Regions from separate parts of the Homo sapiens genome. Here all the other regions are linked to region 1. Evidence: chromatin loops called from intact Hi-C (ENCODE). Cell type or tissue: heart right ventricle. All regions are shown on one strand.

The links. Hi-C counts contacts between places; a loop is a spot of excess contacts. Peaks named below come from ENCODE experiments on the same cell type or tissue, not always from the same donor. Only the 100,000 strongest peaks of a DNase experiment are listed, where the experiment ranks them.
Region 2: it touches region 1 in a loop (2.9-fold over the local background); 12 of 110 quality-filtered maps call a loop at or near these places.
Region 3: a loop joins it to region 1, with 5 times the contacts of the local background. A loop is called at or near these places in 52 of 110 quality-filtered maps.

What each region holds. Positions count from the first base shown.
Region 1 is chr5:32,074,397-32,079,396 of GRCh38, forward strand. PDZD2 (PDZ domain containing 2) reads left to right here. Exons shown (of 25, transcript NM_178140.4): 18 at 1-247; 19 at 3,066-3,210. Among named protein-coding and RNA genes, the nearest start is that of GOLPH3, 97 kb to the right of the region's middle. In heart right ventricle, a CTCF peak has its summit at 2,517 (motif pointing left); DNase peaks (open chromatin) are centred at 2,505 and 3,145; H3K27ac peaks cover 1,527 bases.
Region 2 is chr5:31,852,386-31,857,385 of GRCh38, forward strand. The region is part of intron 2 of PDZD2 (PDZ domain containing 2); the gene reads left to right. LOC124900953 (a long non-coding RNA gene) reads left to right here and starts at 2,471. Exons shown (of 2, transcript XR_007058717.1): 1 at 2,471-2,783; 2 at 3,773-5,000. RefSeq lists enhancers at 945-1,618, 1,619-2,291. In heart right ventricle, a CTCF peak has its summit at 3,056 (motif pointing right); DNase peaks (open chromatin) are centred at 1,876, 2,126, 2,346 and 2,886; H3K4me3 peaks cover 2,920 bases; H3K27ac peaks cover 3,754 bases.
Region 3 is chr5:31,575,616-31,580,615 of GRCh38, forward strand. No RefSeq gene overlaps it. Among named protein-coding and RNA genes, the nearest start is that of C5orf22, 46 kb to the left of the region's middle. In heart right ventricle, no CTCF peak of the experiment used is centred here; no DNase peak of the experiment used is centred here.

The sequences.
Region 1 (5,000 bases):
TCCGACGAACACTGGGAGCCCCAGTTCCCCCCAGCAGAAAAGTGAAGGCCTGGGCTCCAGGCACAGACCAGTGGCCAGGGTAAGCCCCCACTGCAAGAGATCCGAGGCTGAGGCCAAGCCCAGTGGCTCACAGACAGTGAACCTGACTGGCAGAGCCAATGATCCATGCGATCTGGACTCGAGAGTCCAGGCCACTTCTGTCAAAGTGACTGTCGCTGGCTTTCAGCCAGGTGGAGCTGTGGAGAAGGTAACTGACTTTCTCTTAGTTACTTGGAATGGAAGTGCATGAATATGTGTGAGTGAAGATGGAGTCTGTTGTAAAGCATGGGTAAGCTGCCAGTGGGAAAGGATGATGGCTGGAGAATTATCTTTCAACAGAGTCAGTCACTTAAATACCTGGACTGCTTGGAAGCCTTTTTTTTTTTTTTCTTGGAGATGGAGTTTCGCTCTGTCACCCAGGCGGGAGTGCAGTGGCGCAATCTCAGCTCACTGCAACCTCCGCCTCCCAGGTTCAAGCGATTGTCCTGTCTCAGCCTCCCGAGGAGCTGGGACTACAGGCGCACACCACCACGCCTGGCTAATTTTTGTATTTTTTAGTAGAGACAGGGTTTCACCATATTGGTCAGGCTGGTCTCGAACTCCTGGCCTCAGGTGATCCACCTGCCTCGGCCTCCTGAAGTGCTGGGATTACAAGCGTGAGCCACCGCACCCAGCCTAGGGAGCTTATTAATGTATCAGCAGGTTAGTCATGAGATCATTTGGCCAGAAGATACTATAGAATCTCTGTCTTACCTGTACACAGCACCTGTGGCTAATGATGGAAAGGCAGTGTGGCACAGGGAAAGTAAAACCATGGGCCTGGCATGAGCTCCACTGCTGACTAGTTGGCACTGGTCGAGTTACAACTTGGGCAAGTTATTAAACATTTCTGAGCTTAGTTCTCTGGGCTGGTGCTCTCTGCCTTGGTCATCTCACAGAGCTGGAGGGACCATCAAATATATGTTAACAGTGATTCCCTCCAGCTGATAAGGTTATGAGTGATCCTTATATTTTTCCAAATTTCTACATTGGTTATATATAATTATAGCCACTCATAACCTTGCTGTGGTATCATATGGAATAACAGGAATGCATTCACTTAGAAATTGATAATGTACCACATTAAATGCAAGTTAATATTGGTTATGTTACTACTTGGTTACGAGTATGTTAGAATATCAAATTGTTCATTTTTAAAAATGTTCAATATACCTCTACTTTATCAAGGAGACAGTACGAGAAATCAATGTTGTTTATAATCTCCTTAACATAAATAACTTCTCTCTCTCTCTCGCTGAACAAAGAATCTGAGATGACTTATAAAGCCATATTATTATAGATGTGTGTTCAAGTGGTTTATATAAACATATATGTCAATAGACCTGGAAAATGCTAAGTCATAAAAACTATACCAGGCAAAAGTCGTTTTTTTAACCTTATTTTTGTTTTAATAGAAATGCACATCTTTTTTCCTTCTCCTCAAATATCATATTTTACCTCCAACCACTACCTGTGTTTTAAAATATAATGTTTGGCCATTGGGTAAATTTCTTCTTTTAAAAAGCATCGGCCGGGCACAGTGGCTCACGCCTGTAATCCCAGCACTTTGGGATGCTGAGGCAGGTGGATCACCTGAGGTCAGGAATTAGAGACCAGCCTGGCCAACATGGCAAAACCCCGTCTCTACTGAAAATACAAAAATCAGTCAGGTGTGGTGGTGTGCACCTGTAATCCCAGCTACTCGGGAGTCTGAGGCAGGAGAATCTCTTGAACTCGGGAGGTGGTGGTTGCAGTGAGCTGAGATCGTGCCACTGTACTCCAGCCTGGGTGACAGAGCAAGACTCGGTCTCAAGAAAAAAAAAAAAAAAAAAAAACAAATCACAAGTTTTGGATAACTGTATAAAGGCAAATTAGGGTTTTTATTCATAATAATTTATATCTATTAAAATAAGAGTTTTGTAATTCTAAGTTAATACTCTCAGAATGAACTTTTGAGCAGCATTTGAAACTTGTACAAGACTAATTTTTCTCATAAAAATTTTAGTTACAAAATTTGATTTTATTTATATCTGAGAAAGAAAATAGAATGGATTGCTATAAAGTATATGTCCTCAAATATTGGAAGAAAAAACCTTCCTCTTTTGGTACGTGAGTTAAATTCTGTTTTTATTTACTACTTGATTTAAATTGAAGTGAAATTCATATAACATGAAATTAACCATTTTGAAATGTACAAGTCAATGGCACTTAGTACATTCAGAATGCAATATGACCCACCACCTCTGTCTAGTTCTGAAACTCCTCTACTGTTTTTATGTTACATTTGTGTTACTAATAAATAGAAAATTAACTGAGTTAAACTCTATCTAGGTTTCCCTCAGCTGGTAACTGACATTTTATGAAAAGATTTCTTACCAAAGCTGCTGAAAGACATATTATCCCTTTCACCTCTGTGCTCTGCTGCCACCTTTGGGCCACTTTATCACTCACAATGGATAAATTTCACATGAAGCTGATTTAACTGTTAGTTTTAGAATTTCATTGCATTGAATGTTAGGTAGAAGAAGAGAAAGTAATGGACACTTAGCCAAAGTGAAGTCTTGAAATATGAAATGTCAATTTTGTTTATCCAGATTCGTTCATTCCCTCACTACCAAACTAAGGAGTTAGTGTTATAGTCTTGGATATCTCTATGCAATATAATAACAATACCTTACATCTGTCTAGCCTTATATGTGCTGTTTTTATAACTGTTCTCATTTAATCGTCTTCTTTTAAGCTCTATGAGTAAGACTGGGAATGTTTTATGCCCATTTTAGAGTTGAAAAAAATGGAGGCTTGGGGAAGAATGATATGACCATTTAATTCCTAGCAGACCTTAAACCCACAATCTGGATCTGCTGGCTCCTAGTCCAGGGCCCCTTTGCCTTTTCCTGAACTAGCTCTGCTCTCTATATATGATCTCATCTTACGGTGCAGAAAGCCTGAAAGTTATTTCAAGTGGCTTGTGGTTGTCATTGTGCCAGGAATCTCTGGGAAAGCTGACCACTGGAGATGCTTGTGTCTCTACCAGCTGTGAACTAGCCAGTGCTCTGTCCCATCTGGATGCCAGCCACCTCACAGAGAACCTGCCCAAAGCTGCATCAGAGCTGGGGCAACAACCCATGACTGGTAAGATTATTTTCCCATTTGTTAATCTTAAAGTAGGTGGGGAGATACCCTAATGAAAGCATTATACAGGCCAGGCGCAGTGGCTTACACCTGTAATCCCAGCACTCTGGGAGGCCGAGGTGGGCGGACCACTTGAGGTCAGGAGTTTGAGACCAGCCTGGCCAACATGGTGAAACCCCATCTCTACTAAAAATACAAAAATTAGCCGGGCGTGGTGGTGCGCACCTTTAATCCCAGCTACTTGGGAGGCTGAGGCAGGAGAATCGCTTGAACTGGGTAGGCGGAGGTTGCAGTGAGCCAAGGTGGCACCATTGCACTGCAGCCTGGGCAACAAGAGCAAGACTCTGTCAAAAAAAAAAGAAAAAAGAAAGAAAGGAAATTGATATTTTTAAGGAGAAAAATCTTTTACACAAATTAACATTTAAATACTGCCTGCATTTAGCACCTTTACTATATCATTGTGCCTAAACTCATCGTTTTCATGCCATGTTGAACACATCCATTTTCAGTCAGTTGACCCTTTTTACCCTTTTGTGACACCAACAAGACATGAGATGAATCAAAAGGACTTCCCACCCATCAAAATCACAGCACTCTGCCTACGTGAAATCAAATGCACTGAGAAATGGCAACAAAAACCTCCACAAAGGACAAGTGAAATGATACTGAAAAACCACACATAAGTGTTGATGAGAGATTAAGTAACATCGTGGAGGCAGAAGTTATCTCAGTATTTATTTAGGTGCCAGGTGCAGTGGCTCATGCCTGTAATCCCAGCACTTTGGGAAGCTGAGGCAAGTAGATCATGAGGTCAGGAGTTTAAGACCAGCCTGGCCAACATGGTGAAACCCCATCTCTACTAAAAAGACAAAAAAATTAGCTGGGCATGGTGGAGCACGCTTATAATCCCAGCTACTCAGGAGGCTGAGGCAGTAGAATTGCTTGAACCCGGGAGGTGGAGGTTGCAGTGAGCCAAGATCATGCCATTGCACTCCAGCCTGGGCTATACAGTGAAACTGTGTCTCAAAAATTAAAAAAAAAAAAAAAAAAAAAGGAAATTAGTTAGATGTGGTGGCATGTGGCTATACTTTGGAGGCTAAGACCAGGAGGGTTACTTGAACCTAGGAGTTTGAGACTGCAGTGAGCTATGATCACGCCACTACACTCCAGCCTGGGTGACAGAACTAGACCCAATCTCTGGGAAAAAAAAAAAAGTGTGGGGTGTGTATGTGTGTATGTAAAATTTGGCTACCCATCATCTAGTAGTTGAACAAAATAATATTGTAAAACATGATTTTTAAAAATCAACTGAATTAAGTGACTTTGCTTCCTTGTTAGTGGAGACCTTTATTGAAATTTTGGATTCTGGTGGGGCGCGGTGGCTCATCATGCCTGTAATCCCAGCACTTTGGGATGCCAAGGGGGGGCCGATCACTTGAGGTCAGGAGTTCAAGACCAGCCTGGCCAACATAGTGAAATCTCGCCTCTACTAAACATAAAAAAATTAGCGGGTGTTGTGGTGCATGCCTGTAATCCTAGCTTCTCAGGAGGCTGAGACACGAGAATTGCTTGAACCCAGGAGGCAGAGGTTGCAGTGAGCTGAGATTGTGCCATTGCACTCCAGCCTGGGGGACAGAGTGAGACTCTGTCTCAAAAAAAAAACAAAAAAAAAACAAAAAAAAAAAAGGAAATCTGGATTCTAAACTTGCACTCTGTGGGTAGGGGACACTCTTCTCAGTGGCTGGTGATGACTGTGATCCCACTTGTCGAGCTCTGTGGGAGTCCCGGCA
Region 2 (5,000 bases), 220 kb before region 1:
TTCTCTTTCCTCAGCCTCCCAAGTAGAGTAGCTGGGACCACAGGCGCGTGCCATCACGCCTGGCTGATTTTTGTATTTTTAATAGAGATGGGGTTTCACCATGTTGGCCAGGCTGCTCTCAAACTTCTGACCTCAAGTGATCCAACTACCTTGGCCTCCCAAAGTGCTAGGATTACAGGCATGAGCCACCACGTGCCTGGACTTTATTATGTATTTATTTTATGTTTTTGAGTTGGAGTCTCACTCTGTAGCCCAGGCTGGAGTGCAGTGATGGGATCTCGGCTCACTGCAACCTCTGCCTTCCGGGTTTAAGCAATTCTCCTGCCTCAGCCTCCCAAGTAGCTGGGATTACAGGTGCCCACCACCACACTCAGCTAATTTTTGTATTTTTAGCAGAGATGGGGTTTCACCATGTTGGTCAGGCTGGTCTCGAACTCCTGACCAAAAGTGATCCACCCACCTCGACCTCCCAAAGTGTTGGGATTACAGGCGTGAGCCACTGCGCCTGGCCCATACATTTACTTTAAACAGCATTGATGTACACATCATCAATTATGTACCTGGATTGAAGGAGTGGAGAAAGAAGCTAAAACATTGGGAAACTGTTGTGGAAAAAACACTCAGAAAGGAAGCAAAGGAGCACTTCTCAAATTATTATTAGAAAATTATTCAATTTGAACTTAATTCCCATAAAACTTATAGGATGCTAATGAAAGACTACCACTTCCTGGCAGAAGAGTGGGAAAAGGGAAGGGGGTGGAGCCAGCATTCACTGAGACCCTTATAATATGTGTAAGCCAGACACTTTGTGTTAGAGAATTCTAATACCCTTGGTTTTTTCTGAAATCATCAGCCTAATTTGCTTTGACCCAGGAATTGCGATGTTTGGAGGACTGGTCTACAAAGCTTGTTCTCACTGGGCACATGTAGTGTTCTCCTAAACTCCATGAGGTATTGTTGGTTGCAGTACCCAAAACTTCTTGAAATAAATCTTATCCTGGGGTTCTGTTTCCTTTTGGTTCTTCCGAAGGAGGAATACCATGACCTGACACTCCTTGCCTGTTTCTGGGTTGGCTGTTGTGCCCACCTGAATGAAGCAACTAGGGGTAATTCCAGGACTGGTAATGATGATAATTATTTACTATGTGCTCTGGGGCTGCTTCTGAGAGTGGGCAGATTTCCAGCCCAGGCTTGACATGGGTTGGCCCCTCCTGGGCTTTAATTACCCATTCCGGTGGCAGTAATGGTACTGGAATTGAAGCTTTCTTTTGCCTCCTCCATTATAATTAATTGCTTCGAATTCCACCAGATCTGTCCGTTGCAAAGCTCATTTACTTTTAGGGGCTGCTGGATGCCCACAACCAGAGCTTAGAGCCAGAGGGGTGGAGTGGGACTGGGGTGTGACTTAACCTGAACCCCAAGGAGTGGAGTGTGTGCCTGCCTGTGCAAGTCCCGGGAGGGAGGCCCAGGGCTTGAGTGAGTTTGTTTGCACTGAGATTGGTGCCATCAACCTCAGGAGCTCTCCATTCCTCTAGCTCAGGTCCCTGGGAGCTCCACCCTGGGTGCCTTTTGAAGCCAGGTGAAATGTGTTTTGAGCAGACGTTCCATAAAGGCTTGAGGTTTGGCACCAGTGACGCTTTTACTTTTCAACAAGTGTCAGGAGTGGAAAAATGGAAGAGAATACAGCTGAAGTTTTGAAAAGCAATGAAATGTGGGGTGACTCCCCCTCCCGCTGCCAGCCCCCCTCCCCTGCTTTAAGAAAAGCAAACACTCTTTTCCTGTCTTATTTGTGTTCCCATTAATTTAAGACAGGAAGCCTCAGTGGGTGTGATGTAAACAATTCGGCCTCGTGGGTCGGGCTTCCTCATCAGTTTGCAGCTGGAGCGATGGCTGCAGGGCCCAGGCCCACTCAGGCCTCCTGGGGGAGGGCTTGTTGACTGAACCCCACAGAAGGTGGGAGGGGTAGGGGAGCGGGAGAAGGTATAAAGGAAATGCTTCAGTCGTGCAGTCACCGGCGATTGTAATTCAGCGGTGTTAACTTTGGTTACTCCAGCCGAAAGGCTCTGACCGGGGATTTCTGGAAAGTTCCCTGACATCCTGCCCCATACGATGGTTGTGATTTTAGCTGGGGGCTCCACCCCTGTAAGAACTCAGGCTGCCGCGGATTATGAAACGGAGTGGTCATGAAGTGAATTGATGTGGGAAGGTGGAGCTTCTTGCAATGGCTCGGAGGGAGAACTTTTGGTGCAAACGAGGGTCTAGGGTAGGGCGCTTTTTCCTCTAACCTGCTCCAGGTTTGCCCCAGGAAGCTCCTGAGCCCTCGGTGTAAACAAAGGTGTCTGGATGAGAAGCCCCAAACTCCCTGAAATCCTCCCCAGGGCGGTTTCCTTTTCCCGGCGAGGGGAGTGACCGGGGAGGGGATCTTGGAATGCCGTGGGGTTTTGACAAGTGAGCAGGGGAGTGGCGAGCCGAGTTTAGGATTGCATTACAGGCTTTTCCTAACCTCCTCCACCGCGGCGCGGAGGGAGGAGGGGGGGGTCCTCCCACAGACCTGGAGCCGGCGGAGAGCAGCCTTCGGGAAGTCCTGCAGGAGCCGCGTTCCAGGAGGGCAGCTGGCAGCCGCCCCAGGCCCCCGGGCCGCCTGCAGGTGATTAGGCTAATGAGCTGCCCCGGGGGCGCGGAGACCGGCCTGGCGAGCGGATTACCCGGCGCCCAGCTGCTGCCGGCGGAGACTCCCAGGAGCTCCGGAGAGGAACCCTCCGAAGGTGACTTCAGAACTGGAGGTAGGAAATCGGCTTCTCAGGCGAAAGCCTCAGGTTTTCTGATCTGATCCAGGTCGGGTGCAGACTGGGGCTGAATCCACAAATGTGGAGATTTAGCCACAGCCTCGGAGGCGCGGAGCGGCCACCTAAGCGTCTGCCCTTCTCGTCTCCCGGATCACTGGGGTGTGTTGTTTTTAAAGTGGGGGATTTGCGTGTTGAGAGACGGTTTGTGTTCCTCGGGAGGAGTAAGTGACTTGGAGCTGGTTTGTCAATGGCTGGACGGAAGGAGGCGCCCCGGCTGTGTGTGACGGGCAGGGAAGGGGTGCCCAGAGGGGACAGGTAATAGGGGGTTCCGGAGCCACGGCGGTTTCAGAACCTTGGGGCCTGTGCCGTTGAAGCCCCGGTAGGGGCGGGGGGCATGGCAGCAGCCCGGGAAATCTGTCATACTGTCCCCCATCCCTCGCTAGCAGCAGAATGACTGAGACGGAGCAAAGCTGCTTTCTCTACCCGCGGGAACTGTGGATGATTTCACAAGAAGTCGTGATGGCATTTGGAGACAGATCTTTGCCCCCAAATTACTAAACAGCCTGCTTGGACAACAGCCCCACCACTGATTCCCAAAATGTTTTGATCATAGGATCCACAAATCAAAGATATTTAAAGATGCAGGATGTTTGGAAAGAGAATGGCATTTTCTGTCCTGTAGCTCCTCTCTACTAGGTAGTTGATAAACACCAGAAGTGAAATGAAGTCAGTCTTGTCTCATGAGATGGAGGGAAAGAAGGCGGTAACTACAGCTGTCATCCTGGGAACCATGTCTGGGAGAAAAAGACTGTGAATGTAAACAGTAAACAAATGCTTTTCATAGAAATAGGCCAGGCTGAGTTTGGTATCATAAGGGGATATAATAAACTCTAAATAATATAGACATATCTTTAAATACATACAAAATAATATTTTCAGAGTTTGCACTCTTACACTGTTTTGTAACTCTCAATTCAACTTTGCAGGTGAATTGCAAGGGCCTCATCTCGTCCCCAGCTGCTAATCTGGCCATTGAATGCTAACCTGTAGGCCTCCGTGGCTCCTTTTGCTGAGATGTTAATGGAGTTGAGAGGATACGGGACCCACCCACAGTTAATCCAGGATCTTCAGTCAAACCCAAGGCCCCTGGGTGCAGCTGCAGGACTCACAGACAGGATGGCCTCTGGGGAAAGAGGCCTGTGTCAGGTCTTAAGGAAGAAAAAGAGTTCTCAGAGCGGGCCACAAACAAAAGAAACAAGAAAGGGAAAGTGATGGGGTTCGGAATCGAAGTGAATTTAAGGCTTATCTGGGCCCTCACCCTCTCTGAGCCTGCATTGCTGGGTGTAATTGCCAGCCTCCCTCTTATCTAGAGTGAAGGAAAGATGGTCTAAGAGCAGCAAAGTCACCAAACTGCCTTTCTGCCTCCTCACGTCCCTAAATTTCCCAGCGGCGCACCTGGCACGTAGTAGCGCTTCCCTTGAGCCTCTGTTCCTGCTAATCTCTGTCACACTTAGGGATGGTGTCGTTGAAGAGAATGGTGAGTCCATTGCACTGTTTCCTGGGACATCAAGGTCGCTTACCTGCTCTCCCCTTTTGCCTTCTTCATCGTCTTCTGTTTCCCAGAGGTTTGGCCAAGTGCTTGTTGCTCTGCCCTCCAGAGGGTGGGTGCTTCCTGATTTTACTGGATTTTCATTCCGGAATCAGACTTATAGCGTGAGCTTCCCTCCTTATCAAAACTATATATATATATATATATATATATATAACTTTAAAAAGTCAAATATGTCTACAAGGCTTATAACTAGGGACAGTACTCACTCACCTTACCTCTTACCAACTTCCAGTTCTTTGTCTTTTCTAGAGGCGTGGTCTTGTTATGTTGCCCTGGCTGGTCTCAAACTCTTGGGCTGCCTCAGCAAACCTCCTGCCTCAGCCTCCCAAAGTGCTGGGATCATAGGCGTGAGTCACCACACTCAGCCTCAACTTCCACTTCTGTGCCCCAGAGACAACCATTTTCAACTCTTTGCACTTATTTCTAGTTAGCAAGTACATACTGCCCACTGGGTCCCTCCCTCATGAGAACTCTGTCCTCCTCCGCTTGCCGCTCTTGAGGCCAGTTGCACATCCATCATTGTGGGGTCTCCTCTCACTGTTATTATGAGAATTTATTTTGCTGATTTCTCATGTAGCATCCCGTGTGTTTTAGACCCCATG
Region 3 (5,000 bases), 500 kb before region 1:
TCAGGAGATCGAGACCATCCTGGCTAACATGGTGAAACCCCGTCTCTACTAAAAATACAAAAAAGTTAGCTGGGCGTGGTGGCGGGTGCCTGTAGTCCCAGGTACTCAGGAGGCTGAGGCAGGAGAATGGCATGAACCCGGGAGGCAGAGGTTGCAGTGAGCCGAGATCGCACCACTGCACTCCAGGCTGGGCGACAGAGCAAGACTCCGTCTCAAAAATAAATAAATAAATAAATAAAAGAATATATAAATAGCTCCTACAACTCAACAACAAAAAAGAAACAATTCAAAAATGGGCAAATGTCTTGAATAGACGTCTCTATATAACTGGCCAATAAATACATGAAAATATGCTCAGCCTCATAAATCATTAGGGAAATGCAAGTCAAAACTACAATGAGATATAACTTCAAACACATTAGGATGGCTATTATCAAAAAAGCAGAAAATGAGGAGTGTTGGCAAGAATATGAAGAAACTGGAACTTTCATGAATTACTGATGGGAATGTAAAATGGTACAGCTTCTGTGCAAAAAAGTCTGGCAGCTTCTCAAAAAGTTAAACATGGAATTACCATATGGTCCAGCAATTCTACTCTTACATATATACCCGAAAGAATTGAAGCATTATTCACAATATTCAGAATGTGGAAACAAACCAAGTGTCCATCACAGATGAATGAATGAATAAAATGTGGTGTGTGTGTGTGTGTATATATATATATATATATATATATATATGATGGGATATTATTCAGCCACAAGAAGGAATTAAATTCTGATAGGCTACAACATGGATGAACTGTAAAAGCATATGCTAAGTGAAATAAGCCAAACACAAAAGGACAAATATTGTATGAAGTACCTATAATATGAGGTACCTATAATAGGTATATGATATGGTTTGGCTGTGTCCCCACCCAAATCTGATCTTGAATTGTAGCTCCCATAATTCCCACGTATCATGGGAGGGACCCAATGGGACGTAATGGAATCATGGGGGTGGGTTTTTACTGCTGTTCTCATGATAATGAGTAAGTCTTATGAAATCTGATGGTTTTATAAATGGGAGTTCCCAAGCACACTCTCTCTCACCTGCTGCCGTGTCTTTGCAGACATATCTTTGCTCCTCCTTTGCCTTCCGCATGATTGTGAGGCCTCCCCAGCCATGTGGAACTGCAAGCCGATTAAACCTCTTTCCTTTATAAATTACCCAGTCTCGGGTATGTCTTTATTAGCAGCATGAAAACACTAATGAGGTACCTATAGTAGGCAAATTGATAGAGTCAGAAAGTAGATAAAGCCTAGCGGGGGGCTGTGGGGAGTGAGCAATGGGAAGTTATTGTTTAATGAGTATAGAATTTCTGTTTGGAATGATTTAAAAATTCCAGAAATCTGCCAGGCACAGTGGCCCATGCCTGTAATCCTGGCACTTTGGAAGGCAGAGATGGGTGGATCACCTGAGGTCAGGAGTTCGAGATCAGCCTGGCCAACATGGTATAACCCCGTCTCTACTGAAAACACAAAAATTAGCCAGGTGTGGTGGCACACGACTGTAATCACAGCTATTCCGGAGGCTGAGACAGGAGAATCACTTGAACCCGGGAGGCAGAGGCTGCAGTGAGCAGAGATCACACCACTGCACTCCAGCCTGGGTGACAAAGCAAGACTCTGTCTCAAAGAAAAAAAAACAAGTTCCAGAAATGGGGAGTGGCGATGGTTGCATGGCATTGTGAATGTACTTAATGCCACTGAATTGTACACTTAAAAATGGCTAAAATGGTACATGCTGTGTTTATATAGAGTATAAATATGTGTGTGTTTTTATATAGTAACACTATAATTTGATTTAAAGCACATATGTATAATCATAGTAATAGTAATTATAAGTTGGTATTTGTCTGTTTTGTCCACATCCCCCAAAGTCTATACATTCTCGTGTCCAAAAAACATTTTAGGGAACCTATTATGGGGAAAATGAGGGATCTCCCAGATAGTGTCTGTCTTATCTATGAGCGTGCAGGGGTTTGTGGATGATGACAAATAGAAGAAAGGGGAAGAGGGTGCTGGCCTCTCCATAACTGAAAGAAGATCATCCTTTTTGCCCTGCCTAGGAAAAAGGACACTGCCATGGGAGACTTTGAGAATGCTCCAGAAAAGAGGGAAAGCATACATTCCCAAGCTCAAACAGAAGGAGGGGAGATCACCACAAAGCCTGCGGCAGTAACTTTATGCTGATAAACGTGACAAATCAGACGAAAGGAGTTTCTTGAAAAACACAATTTACCAAACTGATGCAAAAAAAAAAATTGAAAATCTGAATATATTAATTTTAAAAGTTGAATTGAGAATTGAAAGCCATCCCTCAAAGAAAACTGAAGACCCAGATGGTTTCCCTTGGGAATTCTCCCAAACATTTAAGGAAGAAATAATACTAATCTTACACAAACTCCTTTTTTTTTTTTTTTTTTTTTTTTTTGAGACAGAGTCTCCTTCTGTCACCCAGGCTGGAATGCAGTGGCGCAATCTTGGCTCACTGCAACCTCCGCTTCCCAGGTTCAAGCAATTCTCCTGCCTCAGTCTCCTTACAGGCGTAAGCCACGCTCCCGGCCACAGACTCCTTTAGAAAATAGTTTCTGGGCCAGGCCCAGTGGCTCACACCTGTAATCCCAGCAGTTTGGGAAGCTGAAGTGGGAGGATTGCTTGAGCCCAGGAGGTCAAGGCTGCAGTGAGCCATGATCACGCTACTGCACTCCAGCCTGGGCAACAGAGTGAGACCCTGTCTGAAAACAGAGAGAGAGAGAGGAAGAAGAAGAAGAAGAAGGAGAAGGAGAAGGAGAAGGAGAAGGAGAAGGAGAAGGAGGAGAAGGAGAAGGAGGAGGAGAAAGAGAAGAAGGAGAGAGAAAGAAAGGAAGAAAGGAAGGAAGGAGAAAGGAAGAGAGAGAGAGAAAGAGAGAAAGAAGGAAAGAAAGAAAAGAAAGAAAGAAAAGGAAGGGAGGAAGGAAGGAAGAAAGAAAGAAAGAAAGAAAGAAAGAAAGAAAGAAAGAAAGAAAGAAAGAAAGAAAGAAAGGTGGGAGGGAGGCAGGGAGGGAGGGAGGGAGGGAGGGGAAGGGAAGGGAAAATAGAGTGTTGAAAGGAGCAATACATGAAAAGGAAGGATAATACATTGTGACTAAGTGGGGTTTACTTTAGGGATGCAAAGTTGCTTTAACACTTGAAAATCAATTGTTGCTATTTGTCACACTAACAGAATAAAGGAGAAAAATCATATGATCATCTCAATAAATGCAACAAAATGCCTGTGACAAAATTCAATAATAGCCATCATGATTTAAAAATGAAAATCTCTTAGTAAACTAAGACCAGAAGGGAACTTCTTGATAAAAGTCATCTAGGAAAAAACCTAAAGATAATAGCATACTTAATGGTGAAATATTGACTACCTTTCCCTTATGGCTGTGAACAAAGCAAGAATGTTCACTTTCCCCACCGTTATTCAATATTATACTGGAGGTCTTACCAGTGTAAAAAGGTAAGAAAAATAAAGTCATACATATTGGAAAGGAATAAATAAAACCATTACCATTTTTTTCTTTTCTTTTTTTAATTTTCCAAAGGGCCAGGTAGGCATTACCTTTTTTTTTTTTTTTTTTTTTTTTTTTTTTTGAGACGGAGTTTCGTTATGTCGCCCAGGCTGGAGTGCAATGGCTCGATCTCGGCTCACTGCAAGCTCCGCCTCCCGGGTTCACGCCATTCTCCTGCCTCAACCTCCGGAGTAGCTGGGACTACAGGCGCCCACCACCACGCCTGGCTAATTTTTTTGTATTTTTTAGTAGAGATGGGGTTTCACCGTGTTAGCCAGGATGGTCTCGATCTCCTGAGCTTGTGATCCACCCGCTTCAGCCTCCCAAAAGTGCTGGGATTACAGGTGTAAGCCACCACGCCCAGCCGGCATTACCATTTTTAAAAGCATTAAAATTTACGAAATACTTAGGAAAAACTTTAACAAAAGACATGTAAAACCTCTACAATGAAAACTATATAACACATACTGCCAAGACTTAAGCTAGCAATTTAATGACTGCTATTTATTAAAATACTTTAATAATTTTAATTATTAAATATTTAATTAAATTATTTTAAATAATTATTGTTATACTTATTGTTAATTACTAAATTTATTAATTAAAATTATTAAATTTTAATTAATACATAACTTTAAGGAGGTTCTTGGAGGTAATGTTTTCATGAAGGCTTCCTCAAACTGGAGAAAAGCCTTACATAGGTCCTGGAAAGACTCTCTTTACTACTATCAGCACTATTAACAGTTGCTAAAGCATTTTTATAACAGAAATAATTGAATACTCAATTATTATTAATAGTTGAATATTCTAAAATGATTCAATTACTTTGAATAATTCAATTCTCTTTTTTCTCATTCTACCTAGATAATACTGATGTCCCCTTACCATAGCCCCTTATATATGACATTCCAGAAAAGGCAGGGCAGCACTATTGAAAATCCAAGCGCTTTTTCTGGCTGATTTTCCATTGAAGTTAGATGGGCATACACTGCCTACATTCACAGAAAAGAGAAGGACAGTGTTTATCATCCTCACTCTGAAGGCCACTTCAGGAGCAACCCATTCAAATCTCCTGGGTATGGAGGGTCACTCTTGCTCTTGCTGGCCAATGACCAATATATGCAGGGTGTTCACCTGCTACTGTGATGAAGAGGTACAGGTAAAAAACAGACCCCCGTTATCTTCCTCTTTTCTCCTTCTTTATCCCCTTCAGAGGTCCCTATTTTTCCATTTTTGTGAGCTTCATTCTAACTAGTTTGCAGATAAAACCATTTTGCCCAGTAAACAAACAAACAAACAAACAAAACCTTCTACTTGTATGTTTCGTGTACTATCAAGCAGTATTTGGGCTTACACCTGTCTTTGTCAACTTGAATTAATTTAAGATCAACATTTTTTAATATTTAGTTTGGGTTTT